Linked DNA regions of Mus musculus: all the other regions are linked to region 1. The links are chromatin loops, found by intact Hi-C in ENCODE. Cell type or tissue: heart. All regions are shown on one strand. Each heading gives the region's core, and the rest is flanking DNA. Links, peaks and the distances in the headings are about the cores only.

Evidence for each region. Peaks named below come from ENCODE experiments on the same cell type or tissue, not always from the same donor. Only the 100,000 strongest peaks of a DNase experiment are listed, where the experiment ranks them.
Region 2: it touches region 1 in a loop (3-fold over the local background); 12 of 42 quality-filtered maps call a loop at or near these places.
Region 3: a loop joins it to region 1, with 2.8 times the contacts of the local background. A loop is called at or near these places in 6 of 42 quality-filtered maps.

What each region holds. Positions count from the first base shown.
Region 1 is chr11:85,818,970-85,826,373 of GRCm38, forward strand. It overlaps Bcas3 (breast carcinoma amplified sequence 3), which reads left to right. Exons shown (of 24, transcript NM_001166643.1): 24 at 6,233-7,089. The coding sequence ends at 6,381. The region is part of intron 1 of 2610027K06Rik (RIKEN cDNA 2610027K06 gene); the gene reads right to left. Among named protein-coding and RNA genes, the nearest start is that of 2610027K06Rik, 9.7 kb to the right of the region's middle. In heart, for the core only: CTCF peaks have their summits at 2,157 and 4,433 (motif pointing left); DNase peaks (open chromatin) are centred at 2,241 and 4,422; H3K27ac peaks cover 2,815 bases; H3K27me3 peaks cover 2,128 bases.
Region 2 is chr11:85,466,272-85,473,675 of GRCm38, forward strand. Bcas3 (breast carcinoma amplified sequence 3) reads left to right here. Exons shown (of 24, transcript NM_001166643.1): 11 at 4,481-4,564. Among named protein-coding and RNA genes, the nearest start is that of Bcas3, 120 kb to the left of the region's middle. In heart, for the core only: a CTCF peak has its summit at 3,423 (motif pointing right); no DNase peak of the experiment used is centred there.
Region 3 is chr11:85,757,142-85,764,545 of GRCm38, forward strand. The region is part of intron 22 of Bcas3 (breast carcinoma amplified sequence 3); the gene reads left to right. It overlaps Mir5110 (microRNA 5110), which reads right to left and starts at 3,561; the gene lies at 3,475-3,561. In heart, for the core only: no CTCF peak of the experiment used is centred there; DNase peaks (open chromatin) are centred at 3,030 and 3,820; H3K27ac peaks cover 1,107 bases; H3K27me3 peaks cover 929 bases.

The sequences.
Region 1 (7,404 bases), core at 2,032-6,031:
ATGGTCACAGTCTCAGGGATCTCAGCCAACACCATCCATGTCCCCATGTCCCCATGTCCCCACTGAACATGCCCCTACCTCATCACCACACTCAGGGAATGGCCTCATACAGGCCCTGACCATGTCTGCCAGGCCCACCCACCTCCCAGGTGACATCAGGGCCAGCTGCACAGGTCTTAGCCCCAGGAAGCACTCAAGACTCTCATTTATCCCTGTATCTGTCTGTGTTTGTTTCTCTGTGTTTGTCTGTCTCTCTGTGTATCTGGTTTTCCCTCCTTCTCCCTTCCCCCTCTCCCCCCCCCCCATTGTCCCCTCTTCCTTTCTGTACTGTTTTGCCCCTGTGTGTAAGCTTCTTATTAATAAAATGGCTTGCTTGGACCAGACCTCTTCTGAACCAATTTACTGAACTTTTCACTGTCCTGTGGTCATCTGGTCTCCTCATTATTTTTATCCCTTCAAGGGAAAGTGCTGGTCACCCTGACTTTTTAATGAGAGGACACCCCCACCCCCACCCATCACATACCTGACTCCCCACCCAAGAACCTTCAAGAAGAAAGGAACTGAAAACTGTTTTATTCTTTACAAATCTTTCCTATGTTAGGCACTGGGTAAGACAGGGCATTTGGCTGGCTTCTCTGTATCCATTCATTGCCCTGAGCTCCCACCAAGCCAACCCCAAGAAAGGAGGACTGGGAGGTAGATGCAGGAGGAGAGAGAAATCAATGTGTGTCAACAGGGTTGGGGATTTATTCTCCATCTTGGGAGAGGGTGTTTTGAAAGAGGGAAGGCAGGAAATGCAAAGCTGTGAACGGGCATCTGCCAACTGCCCTGGGCCATTTCTTGATTTAAAAGACTCTTTGCCCAGGTTGCAATGGAGGCAGAGCTAGTAGGGGCCTGGGTGGCAGGGCCACCTGCTGGGGAGGAGGCTGCAGAGGGCCCCTGAAGTCCTGGAGATAATCACAGTGACTAATTCGATTGCAACAATAATAGTAACTCACATTTGCTGACTGGAAGCTTTGAGCACTCTGGGACGGGCTCCCCATGCATTATTTAATTTCATTCCTACAGCCAGACTATGAAACAGACATCCTTATCCTCGTGCTCAGGAACCCAAAGCACCCAGGAAGCAGGTGGCCAGAGCCTGTGTTCTTAGCAGCTTGCCTAGACTGCTTGCTCCATCCTACCTGTCTTCTCAGGTTGAATTCTGAGTCAGACATTTAGGGAAGGCTTACCCCCTCTTCACTGCAGGAAGTGGCCAGAGCCTCAGCAGGGGCAGACTCCCCTTCCCACCAGGTCTAATCCCAGGCCTACTGGGCTGCTTGGGTGGTTAGTTTAGGAGTAGGGTATGCTGCTACAGCCAGGACCTAATAAAAATGCTCTGCTAATCCTTTTAATGAGCAGCATCTTGGCACTCATGCACACAGCAAGGTTGGCTGGGGAAGGCAGTAGATGCCGATGGATTAATGGTGGCAGAAGTCCCAGGGCTGCTCCAAAACTGAGCCTGGGCCCCAGGTACCCTCTTCCAAACACACACAGCATTACTTTTGCAGGTCCCTGGGGTCCTTCTCGATCCTGGAGACTTGGGGTCCCCACAGTGCTGTACTGCCCAGGATCCCTAGACTAGACAGACCTGAAAACTACCCAGCCCACAGCAGAATTCACTTTGGCCTTCTGCTGAAGCCTTCTTCCTACTAAGACTTGCACAGCAGTCTCAGGTCTCACTAAGGCCTCGTATCTTCAGTGTCTCCCTCCCTCCTCAGGGAATGGGAAGCTAGACCTCATGATGCATGAAGTCATTGTACCCCCCTCCCCAACACCCCTTCACTCATCAGCTCCCTCCTAGAGCTTCCAAGGGCCAGGCACAGCAATTCATGCCTGGCCAAAGGGCTGTGCCCACTCTAGGATGAGGAACAGGGGCAACTGTACCTATCTCTTCAGAGATTGACTGTGGCTCCTTTTCTTGTTCCTCGCAGATGTTCCCAAGTAGCCAGAGACCTTCTGAGAGGCCAGCCACCTCTCTTTGTCCCTCATATGCCTTAGGAGTTTGACAGACACAGTGTAGAATGGGGGTAACATGCAGACAAGGCCTCCTCTGCTTCAGGCTTATTTATTTCATGAAAGCAGAGGCCTCGCCCTTCTCATTGCTGGCTCTGCTGTCCACTCCTGTCCCCTGTGGCCTGCCTAGTCTCTGCTACTGGGGATCAGCTGTGGTAACAAGCCTGGTTTCTCGTAAGACCAATGTGGTGTGGGGTCATGGGCAGTAGTATTAGTGGCCTGCCCTAAGACCAGTTCTCCCTCCGGTGAGCTCAGGGTCACCAAGTCCCTGGAGAATATGAGGGCACAGCCTGAGTCTGAGAACTTGCTTGAGGCTCCTCCTTATGTGCTGCCCTGCTGTGGGGAGGGCTGGGGATAGGAGAACAAGCTTTCTTAAAGCATGGGCCAGACTCCGTGATGCTTGGAGAACCTCCCTAGTTGACTGGCCCTAGCTGGTTCTGCTAGGCTTTATCTGGCGTCTACTTACACTGCAGTAAGCTGCTGGGACTTAGGGAAGGTGGGGTTGGGGAGGTGGGGGCAGAGGGAGGGCAATGGTGAACTGAAACCAGGCTACTATGTTAAAATGTCCAGGGTTCCCTCTGAAAACTTGTCAGCCTGCCTCCTTCCTCTTCCTCTCCCAGCAACCCACCTGCATGGGGCCCCGTCTGTCACTGCATGGGCCATAGGTCCCTGTGTATCCCCTTCTAGAAACCGTCGTTTTATGTGTTCTATGCTTACTGTGTGACTCCTCTTCCCTACCCCATACTGAAAGATTCACAACACTTCTGCCTCTGGGCCCGCCCCTCCATGACCAGTCAGCCTCCTGCCGCCTCACGTGCATGTCAGTGTCCTGGACAGCAGAGTGTCCCTGCAAGACCGCCCTTTGCCCGTGTGTCACCCCTGCACCTCCCTCCACCTCCTCCTCCTGCTTGTGGAGATCCGTGTACTTCTGGAGCATTGTCCAGATCTCTCAAAGAAAACACAGAAAAAGATTCCTCAATGCTTTTCTTTCCAAAAGGGAAAAAAAAAGGAAAAAAAAAACAATGCCAACAGCCCAGCGTGCGTGAACAGCCCAACAGTAACAAAGCGTGCGTTCGAGACGGAGGAAGGTAAGGCCACGCACTTCCACACGGTTCTACTCGCCACTTGCTCCAGGGCTGGGGGGTGACTCGAGTGGGGATCCCGTGTGCATCTGCCCTCCTCCATGTTCTCACCCCACACCACACACTCTCACTCTGGTGTCTTTGGAGGAATAGAAAGAGATTGGGTTTGATAGAAGTCGCTAGTAAAGTGCCAAAGAAACCGTCCCAGCCGGACCAGCTGGGCCCCTGGGCCTCTCACTGACTGTCCGAGCTGGAGAGAGGTCCCATGTCTCCCACCACACCATTCATTCATTCCAGAAATTATTTTTCAGCACAAGCTACTTCTCAGGCCTGGGGATTGTGACTGGAGAAGCAGGGACTGAGGCACACATTCCCGACCAGGGCCTGTCTTCCTGAGAGCTAACTAGGAGTCAAATGAGGAGTTCCGAGCCTAGGTGCTCTGCAGTGGACACCGTGGTTCGCAAAAGAGCAGACACTCACGGAAAGCTCAGGAAGAGAAGCAGGCATGTTGGAGCTCGGCGGCCTAAAGCTGTCCATAGCAAGCTCCTCATTCAAATAGGAAACACCAGTGAAGTCAGACAGGGCGGCAGGCTGTGAACAGCCATTGGTATGCCAGGGAATTTATACCTGGGGACCATAAGGAGTGAATGGATGCCTTTAGAGGGATAACAAGATGAGGTTCACAGTTTCCGGACTTGGAGTGAGAATATGATCTTGGGACCCAGTGGCCATTTCAGACTAACCAGTGCAATGTTTAAAGAAGACAGTCAGCAAAATCTTAGGTACCCTGAGATGTGGGGCCACTAAACACTCCTGTCCGGCCCCATCTCTCCCAGGCCTAAGCAAGAAAGAGAAAAAATGGGCCAGGCAGCTCAGCCACACCTGGCCTCCATCTTGTAACCCCTTGGCAACTCTCCCTGCACTGTCACTTGATGGATGGGGTGTGTCCACTCAGACTTATGTGGTGGGGTCACCAGGTTGGCTGGGGATGTTGCTGGGGCCTGTGCAGAGGGACAGTGGGGTGCAGAGCTGCGGCCTGGGCTGTGGATTCCTTAGCTTTCTTGGCAGTGTGGATATGTTGCATTTGTATCAAGACTGCTGGGACTCTCTCTCTGCTCAGCAAAGAAGCCCCTCTTCCCTCACTGATGGCCTCTCCTGCTCCTTTATCTGGGGCGGCTTTCCTTGGGCCTGCATCCATCCTATCTGTATCACTAAGAGGCCCCTGCTTTTCTTGCTACTGCCTGCTCCTCTCCTGCCCTTCCTGGCCCTGCTGTCAGCGCCCCCTAGTGCTAGGATGGCTGCGCGGGAGGGCATGGCCTCTGCAAGCCTCTCAGGTCCTTCCGGTCTTTCTGGGACACTCCTGGGCTTGCTTGTGGGGAAAGGAGGAGAGAAAATGGACTCTATTGGATGTTCCTCCTGGGAAGCCCTTCTGCTTGCTGATGCCTAGGGCCTCCCTTTGCTCGATAGCCTTCTCCCTCCTGTCCCCAGATGAAGGTGAACCTGAAAGCAAGCTGGAGGAAAAGATCTGAGCAGCCCTCGGCCTCATCTTTCTGTCCATATAGAGTTATCTCATGGCTTTCCCAGAGCCAAGGCCCCCCGCAGGAAGCCAGTGTCTCTTGGGGATCAGGCACCACAACCAGTCCCTCAGCCTTTATCCACAGTCCTTCTCCTCTTCCTCTTCCTCCTCCTCCTCCTCCTCCTCACAACAGTCCCAACCTGCTAGGACTGATAATGCTGTGTACCCATCTACCTGGGCTAGGCCCAGATATGACTGGCATGGTTAGCATTTCCCTGACCCATTCCGTGGCGGCTGCTGCTGCTTCTGGGCAGCCCAACTTGGGCTACAGTGTGACCTTCAGAGGGCGGGAGTGGCTGGATGATGATGGCCAGCCTAGTGGGGGCCATGACCCTCACTCCCTAACCAAAGCCAGCTGTGCTGCATGTGTTTGGTGGCAGGGGACTGGGGCAGGTACAGGCTGGATACTGAGCTCTGAAACCAGATGAGTGTATCGCTGAATATACCTTGATGTTTTGAGTAACTTCTTAAGGTCCTGTTTTCCTGAGGTAGGCAAGCAAAACTGTAAAACACAGACAGGCAGACTGCAGAGGAAGAAGCTAAGCCGTAGGTCACATCTGAGTTTGGAGAAGACGCCAGAAATGTCTATGCCTGTGCTTGCCCACGTTTTAGAGGCAACAGCTCAAAGCAAAGAGAGAGTAGGAACTGACCTTAGAAAGCCAGTGAATTGATCCAGCAAGTAGGGTCTCCTATTCCCAGCCCTCTGCCCACCCCAGTTGGTTGAAGAGATGGTGAATCAGTTAAGGTTATCATAGGTAAATAGATCTGGCTTCCATATCCAAAATAGCAGTGTGGAGGTACAAGAACCAGGGCAGCAGGCCTTGCTACTCTACAGACCAACTCAGCATATAAATTCTGTGGGTCCCCAGGAAACTTGGCTGCGGTGGGGTAAGGCTAAGAGGAAAGACTGACGCAAGTAAGGGCCTCTCTCTTCAGTGGAAGAGACTCCCACAAAGGATCCCGTTATACAGAGAAGCCATATAGTTTCTACAAGCTCAAGCCCTGCTAGCAGGTAGAACTTGTGAGAGAGCAAGGGAACAGTGGGGCTGAGCTGGGACAGGGCTCGAGACAAGTCAGCTGGGACAGCAGTCGGGACAGATCAGGCATACTGTCTCCTCTCTTGTCCTGGCTTGTGCCCACCTACTGATCCTGGATAGTGTGACTAAGGGTTGAGGCAGAATGCTGGCGGAGCATGAGTGCGTGAGCAGGAGCACCCCGTGAGAAGCAGTGTCATTGCATAGGGCTTTATACCGCATAATGGCCTGAAGACTTCCCCACAGTGAAAGAAACACCCAGGTCAAAAGCTAGAGGCTGCTAGCCAAGGGGGCTTCTTCTCCCAACTGAGCCCCTTGTGACCTGAGCTGCCACTTGGCCCACATGGAGAGCAGGTGGGAGGAGCCTCCCTACAAAAGCACATGGATGGACCCACAATGGGGCCTCATGGTGAGAGGCCAAGTCCAGGGTGTGCCCCATCTCCAGCTGACTCTGACCAGGCCTGGCCCTCTCCTCTGTTCTGCAGAACTTCAGCGAGAGGGAAGCATCGAGACTCTGAGTAACAGCTCCGGCTCCACCAGCGGCAGCATCCCAAGAAACTTCGATGGCTACCGATCTCCGCTCCCTACCAACGAGAGCCAGCCGCTCAGCCTCTTCCCCACTGGCTTCCCCTAGGCACCAGCCACCTGCTTCTGACTGGCTGGCCCGCTCACCCCTAGAGGGACTGACTGGGAGGGGGGAGTACCCCCATCTCCCTACACCACCACCACCACCCCTGTCCCGCACGCCTCTGTTCCCACCCTTTTCAGTCTCCTCAACCCCACCTTCCCTAAGCTTAGTGGCAACAGCTGTTCATCCCAAACTGGACGAGAAGAGACCTTCAGAACACCTCGGTACACCCTGACCTCCCCCACTCCTGTCAGTGGGGGCTGTGGCCCAAAGAGACTGCAGAAACTCAGTCCCTTCTCTCTTTGCACACAACGTCCCGCACTGGATCCGCTTTTGTATTTTCTAACTACTCACAGGGGACTGGAACAGGGGCCAGATCTTAGGGCCTCTGGTAGGGGAGAGTTGAAAGATCCAGCCAGGCATTTTGGTGGACATCAGCCCTAGCCCAGTTCAGGCTGGGATGCACATTGCCCCCAGGTACCCCTGCTCAGTTCTAAAACAGGAGTGAACTGAGACCTAGAGCGATAGAGAGGAAGAAGGAAAGAGGCCTCCCCTTGCCCTTGCTTCCCTGTTGGCTCATGGAGAGATTTGTCTGTCTTATCTTTAAGCCCTTGTCCCCTGGTCCTGTACTGTTCCATGAAGGGAAGTGCAGTTACCGAGGCCGTGTCAAAAGTGCACGTCTTGTCCAATAAATCTCGCTGCAATTGGTGTTCATTCCTGAGTTGCTGGGGTCAGGGTCCTATCCAAACACGGAGCAAAGTCCTGTAGGTCTGACCGTGGCACTGGCTCCCAACACCCACACCCTCACTATACACAAGTGTCCAGGGAGCCTGTCTTGGGAAGAAAAGGGGAGGAAAACCTTCCCACTGGAATTTAGGTGTGGCCTCACTGAAGTCCAGTCTCTAAGATTCTTGCCTGTTACCAGAGCCTCTGACTTCTGGAGGAGCCAAGCTTGGACCTCCTTCCAAGTCCTGCCCCTACTATGTGGTGGGTTGCTCAAGGAAGAGAGCTTGCCCTTGCCTGTGGCCT
Region 2 (7,404 bases), core at 1,835-5,834, 350 kb before region 1:
ACTATTATTGATACTGTTGATGAATACTAGTTGTGAATGTTTTATTTTGTTTGCCTTTACTTATGCACTGCTACTCTGACTGTTAAGGATCCATAGCTGTGTCTGGTCACACATAGCTGTGTATGTAGCACTTGGAAGTCATAGTCAGGATGGTCACCTCAAGATCAGGGCTCACCTGGTGTCTTAGTTAGAGTTTTACTGCTGTTAACAGACACCATGACTCTTACAAGGGGCTGGCATATAGGTTCGGATGTTCAGTCCATTATCATCAAGGTGGGAACATGGCTGGTGTGGTACAGGAGGAGCTGAGAGTTCTACATCTTCATCTGAAGGCCACTATGACTGACTTCCAGGCAGTTCGGAGGAGTCTCTCAAAGGCCATCCATACAGTGACACACTTCTTCCAACAGGGCCACACCTTGGGCCAAGCATATTCTAACCACCATACCTGGGGTGCCCAGGCCAGCCTTATATTGTAAGCCCTAAAACAGTCCATTACCTAATTAGAGATTAGGTAATGTCCTAAAACAGAAAAATCCTATTTTCTTCCTTTGTTGTTGTGACAGGGTCTTTTCAGCTCAGGCTGAACTTGATGTCCTGAAGTAATGGGATTAGCAGCATGTGTCACCACATGGTAGTTGTCCTTAAATAAAGGCTTCGTAGAGCCTTTGTTGTTCTAATCTGGCTTCTTCACGGAACTTTTGCCCAGAGATTATTCGGTATTAATTAAAGCATTGAGATAGATTATCTTAGCAATGCTTACTAAAAGACACCAGTTTCCAGGAATAATTGTGAAGCCTTTTATCTTGACTAGATTGGAGTCATATGATACGGGAAAATTTTATTGCCCCTATACGGTCAACAACTAGATTCTATATTTGTTTTAATAATTAAAGCACACACAAGGCCTTGTAGGACACACACACACACACACGCATATATATATATATATGTGCGTGTGTATTTATATGTATTTACAGAGATATAAATATATATATTTACTATTTATATATATTAACTTGGTTTGTCATAATATTAAAGGTTGCCACACATATTTTTAATATCTTTATATATAGTCCAGTGCAAATCATAAATTTTGAATTACAAAATAAGGTATATTCTTCTTATACCATTTAGGACTCTACCTGTAAATGTAGAATAAAGTCTAAGAAGTCCTGTTGGTTTTGAGGATTAGCATTCTTGTTTCATTTTTCTTGGTTACATGGTTATTGTGTCTTGAGATTATTATGAAATAATACAAAACAGTTCTTGACAAAATCAGGATGTGGTGCAGTAAGTAAGCACTTGGTAAAGCCACAGAACTCAAATCAACTGGCCTCCGGAATGCACAGAATCAAGAATGGGCTCACAAATACCATTTTTCTAGATGAAGTCCTTAATTCCTTTTCCAAAAGCCTGTCTGCAAAAATTAAGATATTTTGCATGTTACTGAGTGCTCTATTTATACTCCTTCTCTTCTGGTCTCTTTATTTTCCCATAAAAATAGCTCTTTTCAAACGATTCTTTTCAAATAATGCAAGAGTCTTACAGTTAAATAGGGTGACATAGTGGTGTCTCCTAGTGTTTATATTCGTCATGCATTTCCCTTGAGTGCTGGAGACATGCATGAAGAAAGTGTGTAAACTGTCCCTTGGCACGTGTGGGAAGCTGCACATTTGCAGTTGGAGCTACAATTAGTTACATACTGTTTTTGTGGAGAAGCAACTCCCTTGGTAGTTGCAGGGCTTTGCAGACACACACTTGAATGTTTCCTGTCACATAATGTGAAGCAGTGTATGTATGTGCATGCTGGACAGAAAAGCTGCACAGTACAGTTACTTACATGGAGTTTTGGGCACTTGGGCCATGAGGCCTACTTTGACATTGCAAATTTGAACTAAATTTTAGAAGAACATTTTTACTCCGTGTGTTTGAGTGTATGTGTGTGTGGTTGATGTTAGGTGCCATCTTCTCTTATTCTTTTTTGAGACAAAGGTTTCACTGAACCTGAAGGTAGGCTGGTGGCCAGCATGCTTCCTGTCTTGGCTCCTCACAATCTGTGTGGCCCTGCTGGGCACTTTTGTGCTTCCCTGAAGATCCTAATTCACGTGTGCATAGTTGCAAATGCTCTTACCCACAGAACCATTTTCCTGGATCTTCTTTCTCCTTGCACTTATTAAAGGTTTTATTTTACTGTTTTTATTTGTTTGTGAGTTGCTTGTGTGTTGTGTGTATCTGTCTGTGTGTGGGTATGTGCATATCTGCAAGTGCCCTAGGAGGCCAGAGCTGTCACATCTTCCTGGAGCAATCACAGGAAGCTGGGAGTTAATTGGTAGGCTCCATCTCTCCCTCCAGTCTCTGTCTGGTTCTTTTTAGAAAGTCAGCTTTGTTCTGTGCTCCAGTGTGTGTCTTTATAGAACTCTTCAATGGAAACATCTAATATATACATACGTGCTACTTACATATAGAAAATGGGAACGTGTACATATTTGTTCATCTATATATGCACATTCTCATGATATAAATATAAAGTGTTTGTGTTCATACTGGCCCCAAGTTCCCCACTTCATCTTTCCTTTCCTTTGCATGGGAGACTTGGATGTCGGCATCTTTTATTCAGTTCCTGTATTTCAAAAGTGGTACAGAACTGCTCACCTGTTCCACCTCAACAGGCGTGCCTACTGCCACTACTGCCTGAAACTGCAGGTGCACAGTTCAGCTGTCCTCATAGGGTACAATTTGTTATGGTGTGTGTGTGTGTGTGTGTATTTGCATGTATACATGTACATAAGCATGTATGGAGCAGAGAACAATCTAGAGGAGTCATCTTTTTCCCTTTACCATGTAGTTTCTGAACATTGAACTCAGGTGTGGCAGCAAATGCCCTCATCTGCTGAGCTGTGTCACCATCTCCTCGTCTTATTTATTTATTTTTTGGTCATCTTTTTCTTCTGGTCTTCCTCCACTTTACTTGGACTATGATTTAATGTGTATAATTCCTTATATATTCATATTTTCTATACCAATATATATAATATGTTCATGTAGCTATTTATTTTCCTTTTACAAACATAAAATAGTTTATTTGCTCATTAATGGCCATGTTTCTTAAGATTATTTTATGTCCACCTATGTGCTAATTTAGTTTAAAAAATGATGTGAATATAAATTTTTGTATACTGTGTTTCTGACTATATTGGTTATTTTTCCATTTGACTTTAAATATTTTAAGTCTACTTTTAATATGAGATCATTTATTTTTACTTTTTATGTATTTTTTTTTAATATATGTATTTGCTTTGCTCTTGTTCCAATGGTGAGCTGGTTTAGTGGGCAAGGATGTTTGCTGTCCAAGAGTACTCTGATACCTTGTTGCAGGGAGCAGGTTTCAATCTTTGCAATCCTGCCTTTCTCTTTTTAAGCAGCAGGAGGCAGCAGAGGAATAATTTTCATAATTTTTGAATGTGGATCTGTGGTTGAATGAAGAAGCCATTCTTTCTATTAGCTAAAATAGTCACTTGCCACATTGTAATTTGTGACAGATATGTTTACTGATCAGATACCTTGCAATCTACTCATCGTGACTCAATAATAGCTTATCTTCATGTACCAGGTGTTCTAGTCTGTTATATTCATATTAATGTGAGGAATAAAAGGATTATATGTAAATCTGATACAGGTCATATAAGGCTGGTATTTTTTCTTGAATTAATTTCATAGGACTTGAAAATAACTATCACAATATCATATTGTCCTAATTCTCTGATGTTGACCCAACTTTAAAAATGTTCACCTGAATCTTAATTATCATCATTTTTGGCAAATACAAGCGTGTTGTTGCCAGTGAAGAGTTAGAACCCGAGTTTCTGCTGAGCACCTGAGAATTAAAATTGCGATTAACATTGATAATTGGAAGCTCAATCTGTTCGTGATGCAGTGGCCTCTCAGACATGGACAGTTTGTGTGCGTGTGTGGGCTTGGTTTCTGCACATTCTGTCCACTTTCCCACAGACACAATTGGATATGCAAATATCCTAAAATATTTGCTTGTTGTTTTAGGTTTCTTTTTATAATTTTTGTAAGGAATTAAGAGGAGAAAACATCCAATTTGCTAGTATGTCAAATATTTAATGTTAGGAAGTTATATGTAAGTCCTTTGATTATGTTTTTTTAATTTATTTATGGAAAGGCTGCCAGACCCTGAATCCTACCATTTCAGAGTTTATGAATTCTTAAAGCCTGTTCATCATGTAATTAAAACCACAGTTGAGCATGAAACTGCCTTAGTGGCACCAGAAGATTATATAAAAAGGGGTAAATGTGTCTCAGCAGGGCTTTCAGCTGTTTTGTCTGCAATACACTCAATGCAAACATTCCCACCCAGCGTCCTTATTATGCATGGTAAATAGCTGCTGTCTAATAGCACGCAGAGTTAAACAGCTTAATAGAAAATGACTCTGTTCTCCCCTCCTCATCACAGCTGATTCGCTGTCACCAGTCCCGTGGAGGAGCCTGTGGAGACAACATTCAGTCTTACACTGCCACTGTCCTTAGTGCTGCTAAAGTGAGTACCTCACAAGTTTCTACAAGTTGTGATCATGTGCAACAATTACCAGGTTCCACTGCTGAATTGTGATGAGATCTGCTCTCATTCACAAGTGTCGAATACATGTGGGAAGTCAGAATGTTTTGCCAACTGTGAGAATTAATCTTTTGAGGTTAATAGTTTTATTGTCAAGATTGTATGGTTTGTACTTACTCCATTAAAAAGTTAGGTGTATTGCAACTGGATTCAAGTCTGGTAACTAATTAATCCCACATTGCAACAGACTGTACATGGTTGAGCTAGACACTTGGGTTCTTCTGTGATGTGCATTGGCCACTACACTGACAGCCTCACGGACATCCCTGTGCATCTTTGACTAGTTTTGAATTTCTTGGCTCCAAAAATTCCTCATGAAAACTTGAGTTGGTCCCCTGACACATTCAAAGATTCTTTCATATCTAGAGGCTGGCCCCCTTGATGTTTGCCCAGTGAATTCTCTCTGTGCTTGTGAGGGTTAATTTTGATGGTGCCCGTGAAACTTTGAGCTGATTATAAGGTTTCTTACAACCACCATTCTTTTGAATTGTGAAGTCTACAACAGAGCAATTCTAATAATAGGGATGACAGAGTGAATCTGAATGACAGCATGTAATCAAAAGCACAACTGCTCGGGGGACAACAGTCTAAGTCGACCACAGAGAAGGAATCAAAGGTCACACTGTTTCATGTTAAATACAAAAATACTTCAAGATTGTCACAAATGCTTGCATGATGTGCATTAGAATATGTCCCTGGGCTCGATGAGAACCGTTACATACTTTCCAGTCCAAAGCAGAGTAAGGAAATGTCTTTACACTTACAGCACTGTATGTTTATATTTCTACTTTTCTTATATAGAAAGACAGTAATTAGGCAGACTCATGAGTGTCCCTCCGTCCCCCTGCATTTAACAAAGGGATACTGTTTTGAATGTTGAATTATTGAACTCAACTGTCTGTACTAGTGGATCTGGCTGTACATCACTTTTAGTGACCTACTGGGGCTGCAGTTTAGTACTTTGTTGCTAGAGGATTTAATTTTTTTGTTTTTGTTTTTTCTTTTTTGTTCTGGGAAGGGCCCTGCATTCATTAAGAAAATGTTTTGTTGTGGGTATATAGAAATGAGGCTCGATGTAATGAGTTCAAAATGACAAAGTCTGAACCCTGTACATCCCACACCTCCACGTTGGGATATAAGGTGTGTATTCAGGCTTCCTGATTTAGGCTCTAAGAAATTAAGTTTAACATGTCCTGTTGCCTTACAATTGTAATCGTTACACTTGGGAGACTGAGGCATGAGAGTTGCTGCAAATTCAGGTTAGTCTAGGGGTGAGACCAAGGCCAGCCTAGGCTACATAATGTGACACTGAGTATACACTGTTGGTCTCCCTGAAGATACTAAATTTAAAACACTTTTGTCCAATTAATTTCAAAGGGGCATTTATTATTGAGTGAATTTATGTGTGATAAGCATGTATTCCATTCCTGTTCTGTATCCACAGCTCTACAGGTTAAAATTTTAGGTATACTTTTCATTCAATCATGTATTAAATCCTGAGTTAAGTTATATTTATAACCAACTTAAATGTCTGTCATTAGTTTTGAAAACTGAACAGAAAAAATTCCATATATAGCATCTATTTATTTGGATTTATATTTGAAAGCACGAGTATTTTAAAGTTCCTTTAAATTATTGTCAAATCATTAAAAATTCATTTAATGGTATTTTTATTATTTTTAAGATAGGCTTTCATGTAGCCCCTGCTAGTCTCAAACTTAGTATGGCTGAAGATGACCCGAAAATTCTTATTCTCCTGCCTCCACCTCCCAGACACAGAGTGATTTTAATTTATATCCGTTCTGTGGGTTTTTGTACATAGAGAGAATTGCAATGTTGCAGTAATTTCTACTCTAGATGCTAGTTTTTCCTTGTAAGGTACTGCATATTATCTATTGTTAAACTGACCTTCTAAGAAATGCAGTAGTTCCAATTTTGCATGGTAAATATACGAATTAGTATAATCCAGAAGCCTTCCTTTGCTTATTGCTGTTGTATTGTTGGTATGGGCAGTGTACTTTTTTGGTTCAGAGTGTATTAAATTTATTTAAAATAAAGGGGCTAAGGAGATGGCTCAGTAGATGAGGTGCTTTGCCCCAACTCCCACTCACACAGAAGCACCGCCCCTTACAGGCTAAGGTAATGCCTGGTATGTACTCCATTGCCGGGGAGATTGGAAACAGAAGGCTCCTGGGGGCTTACTTGTTGGGCATTTTGGCCAAATAGCAAGCTCTAGACTCAAGTGAGAGATTCCATTTCAACCATAAAGGAAGGTGGACTGCAGTAGAGGAAGATAACTGAATCAGCCTCTGGCCTCCATCTGAGTTTGCCTCACCATGTTCTCTGCATGCCTCTATACACACAAAGAGACATAACTTCCAAAGATTACTTTAGTGTTCTTTCTGTAATTTAAGGATAAATAATTATGCGGCAGGTATGGTGCTTGTATACCTGTTGTCTCAGCTATTTGGTAGGCTCATTTGAGCTCATATGCTTGAGACTTCCCGTGCAACATGGCAATACCATGTCTGTCTGTTTCTGTCTGTCTGTCTGTCTCTATCTTGCTCAGATACACAAATACAAAAATAAACAAGACTGAATAAATAGTGCAGTTAATAAGAATAAGAGCAATAAGATTATGCCTAATTTTTAAAATGATTACATGTTAAATGACTGAACTCTTTGAGCAAATCAAGCTTTCTATTCCTGTCTTTGTTGAATACGCCCTCAGGTTCTCTCGATGTTTACCTCCATATTTTTCA
Region 3 (7,404 bases), core at 1,835-5,834, 62 kb before region 1:
CCTCACCAGGGTGAGGTGATGACTCCGTAGTGGTTTGGATTGCATTCACTGCTCACTGGTATGTTTTCTTTTAAGAAGTGTCAGGTTTGGGTCATTTGTCTATCTTTAAAATTGTATCCTTGGTTCTTTCCCTTGCATGGCTTGGGGTCCTTATGTGTGTCTACTTCTGCTTCCATGTTTGCATCTGTAACATAGCATACCTTCCTTCTAGCATTGTTAGGATAATTCAGTGGGTTCCTATCTGTAGAACACTTAAAATATTGCCTGGAGCCACCCATAAAAACTTTATTTGCAGAGCTGGAGAGATGGCTCAGCTGTGAGGAATATTTGTTTTTCTTGAAGACTCACAGGTTCAGTTCCCAGCACTTACATATGGCTTGCCACCATCTCGGACCCCAGTCTCAGGTCTGACCCCCCCCCCCTTCCCACCTCTGAGGACACTAGGTATGAAGGCAGAACACTCATACACATAAAAATAACTAACACTCATACACATAAAAATAACTAATTTTTTTAATGTTTAACTCTCAATAATGTTAACTATTTTATTCCTATTTTATAAATATACAAATTTTCCTCATATTTGAGATATTATACATAGAGATTAGATTCTGATTAAAATACTGACTCTGTCCTGGGGAATTTAACAGCTAACTCTAGCAGAGGAGAGAGATTCTATACAATAGCATATCTCAAAGACTAGATCTTGCTGTGGTTGATGGATGGATCCTTCACTGTCTAAACTTAGAATCTCTATTGAAGCTGTCTGGCTTGTGAAAATATTACATATTTGTTTTGAAGTCCATATTAGGACATGCTGTTCACTGTTTTGAGAAACTTATTGTATAATAATTTCTGTGTTGCTTTAAGAAGTAGCAGGTATGGGGGAATGCTGCTCTTAAATCTCCCTAAAAGGGGACTGGGAACCTGGCTCAGGCATCACTTGCCTTGCTAACACAAAGACCCTAGGCTAATCTCCAGCTCCCACATTAGAAAGGGAAGGCATAGTAGCACACGGTTACAATCCCAGCACTGGGGGGTGGAGGTAAGCAGATCCCTAGGGCTTCCTAGCCATAGTTCAGTCAAGTATAAGGTAAATAGGTCATTTCACATCTCATCTGCTAATGGCTATGGCTTGGGGTGTGCTGCTCGAAATAAAACAGGGACAGATCTTTGATCTTTTGCTCCTGAAGCTTACACCCTCACTCATCATCAGGATGGGCTGTGGGTCCTTCTGAAGGCCACTGTTCATGTTCGTTCTCTCTCTCTCTCTCTCTCTCTCTCTCTCTCTCTCTCTCACACACACACACACACACACACACACACACACACACACACCAGTAACAGTGGATACAGTGCAATAAGATGAGTCCCAGATCTGCACATTGCAGAGATCCTCTTTGGACAGATAAATCCTCCCAGGAATAGGAGAATGGTGGTGTCCACACAGACTGGCCAGGAAGCTAGTGGGCCGCCGCTCTCCTCTCCCAACAGGCAGATCTGTGTAGTTTACATCTGTGCCTAAGTGGCTGGAGTGGTTGGTGCACTGCAGAGCGACACTGACCTTGCTCATGCTTTGGGGGGTAATTGGACTTTCAGGATGAACTCTGAATAATCTGCCACTGTAATTGACACAAACCGGCTTTTCTTTCGCAGCAGACATTCATGCCTTCTTGCTCCAACTGTTTTTTCTTGAACAAACATGTGTATTGTAGCCAATGCAAGGAAAATCCCACTCACCAGTTTGATCTGAGTTGCTGCTGTCCAAGAACAATGGCCCAGTGTGTCGGCAGCCTTCGAGAATCCGGGTTCCGTGCCCGAGTCTGGTTGTGTGAGTCTCTTTGGAAGACCCTAAGGCCAGGAAGCCATTGGTCTAATGAAGACGCTCCTGCCACCCTGTGTAATATCAGTCCATGATCAGCCTTTTCCACTGCCAGCATAGGCTCTAGCCACAGCCGCAGAGTCAACACTGACATGGGCAGATAACACTACCGTCAAGGGGCTCTCTGAAGCTTGACGTAACAGTATGGGCCTGTAATCCCAGGTACTCAGGAGACTGAGGCAGGAAGTTTGCAAGTTGGAATTTGTAGCCTGGGCTACCAAGCAAGCTCAAGGCCAACTGAGCAACTTTGTAAGATCTTGTCTCAAAATAAAATAATAAATAATTGGGGCCAGGGGATGTACTCAGTGGTAGAAAGCTGGTTTAACATAGAAGTCCTTGGGCTCTGTTCTTAACACACACACACACACAAAAAAAAAAAAAAAAGGAAAGAAAGAAAGAAAGAGGAGGAGGAAAGGAGGAAGAAAGAAATTTAACTATCTTTTCTTTCATGTGCTGGCCCTTCTGTAACTTCCATAGTCACAGGAAGGACTTCCTTCTTCACTGAGAACCCACCACTTGGGGAAAAGAAATGGATTTCCCTAAGATGCTGGACACTTGGCGTCTCTGGTCTTGTTGATCTCACTGGTTCAGCAGCTAAGGAAGCCATCAACGTTAGACTGCACAGTGTTGAACTAAGCAGTCCTTGGGCTCACAGTGGTTATTGTGTGGTAGAAAGGGAAAGGCTGTTATTTTGCTAGAAGAAACTGGGGTTGGAAAAAAAACTCTACAGCACCTTCTGAAGGCGAGGCAGCTGGCAAAGGGTGGAGTGGCTTAAACACCCAGCCTCGAAGACTTACTGTCCTCCCAGCCTGTGCCAGACCGTCTTCCTATAGGAAGCTTAATCTGTGGTTCAACTTAAAATCTGAGGAAACATCTGGAATATTAGTTTTCAACCACATTTCAGACACAGAAAGTGGAGCCTAAGGAATAGCCCAGTTGGCTCCTCTCTGGGAGTGGGTAAGAGTAGAAAAGAATTGCTGATCTCAAGCATTTTGTTACCAGAATAACCCCACAGGAGAGGCCGGGCTGAACTGGGATTTGTGTGGGCCAGACAGTGTGGGGGATTTATTTCCGAGGCTGGAGGACAGCTCTTGGATTCCAGTGCCTCTCACTCAGCATCCTCCCTGGAGGCCTGCTTGCTGGAGAGGCCTTGCATCGGGGTGATGACTTCCTGGGAAGCACCTCAGAGCTGAGGCGGTTAACGAGAAAACAAGCAGCGGCCTCTGGCTACAAACCTCAGGGTTTGGGTTCTGGGGCCCAGGATAAAAATACACAGCTGGGAAGGCAAGCTCCCAATTAAGTGGAAGAGTTCAGGCAAGAGAGGTTCCAAGGCTGGGCAGCCTGCAACCGCACGCAGCCCTCTGTCTCCTTGAGCTGCCCCCGTCTCCCTGCTCCGGGCCAGCCCCAGAATCCTGTGGGGAAGTCAGCTGGCAGCATAAAGCCTGTCCCCCTTTTCCATTCAAAGAAAAGCTTGCTTGCCTTCAGCCTGCTGATTTATCTCTCTTGGCATCTCAGAATAGGAGAATATCAAAACTCAAAGGCTCCTTAAGAATCCAGCTCCTCACACTTTGATTTTGTGGAAACTGAGGCCCACTCAGGGCAAGTGGCTAGAACAACGTAGCCCTGTCCAGTAGTGGCAGAGATGACATCAAATTCCACCACCCTCTACCTCCTCCGCTTTTGTACTAAGCCTGTACCAGTTGGCACCTTGCCAGTCACCCCTGTTTCCTCTGACACCCCTCACCCCCACCTCAGGCAGAAGAATTCTCCTCAGCCTTCTTCTGAAAGAAAAGAAGCTAAGGCTGGGAGGGGAAGCAGGGCCCACAGCATTGCCGAGAGCACATGCCAGGCAGGCAGCCACAGAATCCCCATGAGTAGGCTGGGCCTCCACCGTCCGACCACACTCCCTCTCTAAGAACATGTGGGAGGACCCAGTTTGGCCGCCTCTGAGCCATGGGGCCTGCAGCAGCCATCCTAATAGCTCTATGGCTCCTGGGTTCCTCCTGCCCTTCTACCACTGCCTAGGACATTCACACAGCTACAGTGGCTTTGAGCCTTGCCAAGAGAAGCCCAATAGTTACTTTCAGACTCCAGTTCCTGCCAAGCCTGAAATAGTAATTGCCTGAAGGGTTCCAAAAAGCTGGGTTTTATCTGCAGCAGAGACTTAGCAAATCAAAACACAGGTCTTATCTCTGTAGTCTTTTCTCTGTTGTGTGGTCTTCTAAATGAAAAATGTTACCTAATTGCCTGAAACAGCTGGCCTGATGTTTAATTGCTTCAGCTTGCTAACCTGATATTCAGGACCAATAAATTATAGACAGGGAGGAGATAATCCTCTTCACACACCATCTCCATCTGGGTTCCCTTTAGGAGACATTACTGATTTGAGCCACTATGGGGGGAGGGGATTCCAGATGCAAACACTGTCAGAAGCCACCACATCTGTCTGCTGCTGTTGGACCTCAGCCTCCTTCTGTGAGGACATGCGTTTAATCCTCTCTCAAGCATCCCCGTGCTGCCCTCTGCGCTCCTGCCCACCTGCTTGGCACACACTCTGTGTCACAGACTCACCTGCCCCAACTATGCAGCCTCTGTTCTCACCTCAGTTAGTGGGCTTCCCAGAGAGCAAAGAAGCCCCTGGGAAAGGTGGCCCAGCGCCTCCTGGGATCCTGTGCAGCCTCCACCCTCACGTCGAGGATTCTGCAGCTTCCATTCTCCGCCCTCCCTGACATGGAGCCTGTGTTCTTACCACGACCCTGCTTGGTACCCCGTGCCTTTGCTCACACCAGTTCCTAGGATGTCCCTTGTTGTGCCCTAGACCTCACCTTCTCTTCCATTGCCAGATGCCACTCACTTCTCCTTCATGTGTCACCCTAAGTGCCACCACTTTGGTGCCACCTTCTTAGTCACGGCGGGTCCCGTGTCTCTTCTTCTCTGAGTACTTCAAGGCTAGGGTTTTTCCTTTTATATTTGCTATCCTCTGCTCCCTAGAATAATGTCTGATTTAAAGCCCCACAGCTCCTTGCCCCAGTGGGAGGTACACTTTGACAAGGATCTCAGCTGCCATTCTTAGAGCTGCAGAGGCCATGATCACAAGGCTGCTCTTAGAGCTGTACTTCATTGGTTTCTGAGATGGAAGGAAGAGATGAATAGAAGAGGCTGCAGTTCCTTCTCTACCCAGCATCTATCTGCTAAACTGCATGTAAGGCACTACGCGCTAGGCTAGGCTCCTCTGGTAACGTTCAACAGTTCTGCTATTTAAGATTAGTACATTAACAGTTTCAACTTAAATTATGTTTCACCATTTTCCCTATAAGGAATTTTCTCATGTGTTCAATAGCAAGAAGCTCACTCCAACCACTGCTGGCCCTTTTATGAAACTGCTATCACATGATACAAAATCCCTTTTTCCACACAAGACTCTGATAATGCTGGTGTCATTTGGGAACCTCTTCCGCAGTCCCGAGGTGAATATCGCATCGTACTTCTTTTCACTGCTTTGCGTTCTTAAAAACTCTGAGCTCCCTTCTCTTATTCTGAGGCTAAAATTGAAGCAGTTCTTCTGCACAAGCCTACCAAGGTTTCAGAATTACAGGAGTGCCTTACCACACTCCACTAGTTTGGTTTTGACACAGAGCTACATATAGACCAGGCTGGCTTCCAGCTTTTAGCAATTCTCCTGCCTCAACCTTCTGAGTACTAGGGTTATAGACATATGTACCACTATACTTTGGAGAATTCCAAGTATCTAAAGACTACTGTCTTATCTCTGAGTCTAATTTATTTTTTTTTTTAAAAAAAATGGGCATTCAAGTGCATGCCTGCAGTCAGGCACTAGGAGACTGAGGTAAGAGGACTGTCATGAGCTCAAGGCTAGCCTGGGATTCAACATAAGATCCCGTCTCAAAAGAAAATGACCTGTTTTACATAGGGTGTACCAGGACAGCCAGTGTACATAAAAAGACCCTATCTAGATAGATGAAAGGGTGGGTAGGTGGGTGGATGGATGGATGGGTGGGTGGATGGATGGGTGGGAGGGTGGACATATTCAGGAAAAATGCATCTATATAGAAGTTTTAAAGACTTTACTTGTAAGAATTATTTCCTAAGTAATACAGCTTAACAACTGTTTACATGCCATTCATGTTGTATCAGGTATTAGAGGCCATGGAGATGTGTGAGTTGCAGGAGCGTATGCATAGGCTACATGCACATACTATACTGTGTTATACAAGGGTCTTGCACAGCACTCATTTTGGTATCTTCAGTGGGGCCTGGATCCAATACCTTGCAGAACACAGGGGCGACTGTACGTCAGTATTGCATTCAGTTTCCCTGTCCTGTCTCCCCACTCCTACCCCTATATTTGATTAATTGGTGCATGTCATTGCTAGGCTTTTATGAGAAAGGCTCTGATCCCTGCCTTCCTGCCATCCTTGGCCTTTCTAGAAGCCCACCCAGGAAGCGCCATCTCTCCCCTCCTCCCCCCACCTTGTCCACGGCAGCCACACTCTCCCCTAGATGGCAGGCATAGACATTCATCCGTGTCCTGTGGCATTAGTAAGGGGTACACAGCTTAAGAGCACATTGAACCACAGACTGTGGGACAGTTCCCATCTCCTGACCCCATGGTAAGGACCAGTTCGGGCTTCTGAGAACTCCTGCTCTGGGGCCATATGCTATTTCCAGCCGAAGATGTCCACCTGCAGCTTTCTGCTCGTCTCAGCATTTTCATCCCCATTATTAGAGTCCAGCTGCAGTGTCTTTGAAGTTGTTTCCATGATGTTAAATGTTAACCATCATTCCCTTGGCCCATGCTGGAGAGTGCATTCCTTGCTGTTGGCATGATAATCACCACAGCTATATTGGCTGTGTTCTAGCTGACCACCTCAGCACAGAAAGAGCTTTGTACCAGACATCCTGAAACCTGGGTCTTGACCTGCTTGTACTGGGAAGCCATGTGACCTTGTGCATGTCTTTTCTCTCCTCTGGTCCTCATTGTCCTGCACTGTGAAGCATAGGGCTCACAGAGCTCTGAAACTGTTGCATATGTAAGCTGTGGTCCCAAGAGTTAGAGGACACACATTTATTCGTCTCCTTAAGCCCCAGTAGCTCAAGGGGATCTGGGCATGAAAGCAGTGCACTGAGAATCAGCTCCTGGGATAGAGTGCTATTCTAGCATGAACAGAGCCTGGTGTGTGATCCCTAACATGTAAAAACCATCCTGGCACTTAACTGTAGTGCCAGCGCTTGGGTGGCAGAGTGGAAAGGACCAGAACTTCAAAGTTATTCTGACTACATAGCCGGTTTAAGGTCATCCTGGGCTACAGGAGACTTTGGAGAGACAGGTAGAAATAAGGACCTGCTAAACATTTGAACTTGTAACCCTCGTCTTCTAGTTCTTTACAATGGGCTCGGCATTGGTGCTCTGGCACCCTGCATCAAACTTACTATACTAAGGTGACCTTGGGGCTCACATCTACAGTCTGGCTTGATAACTTACAATTCTGCTGTATTAGTAA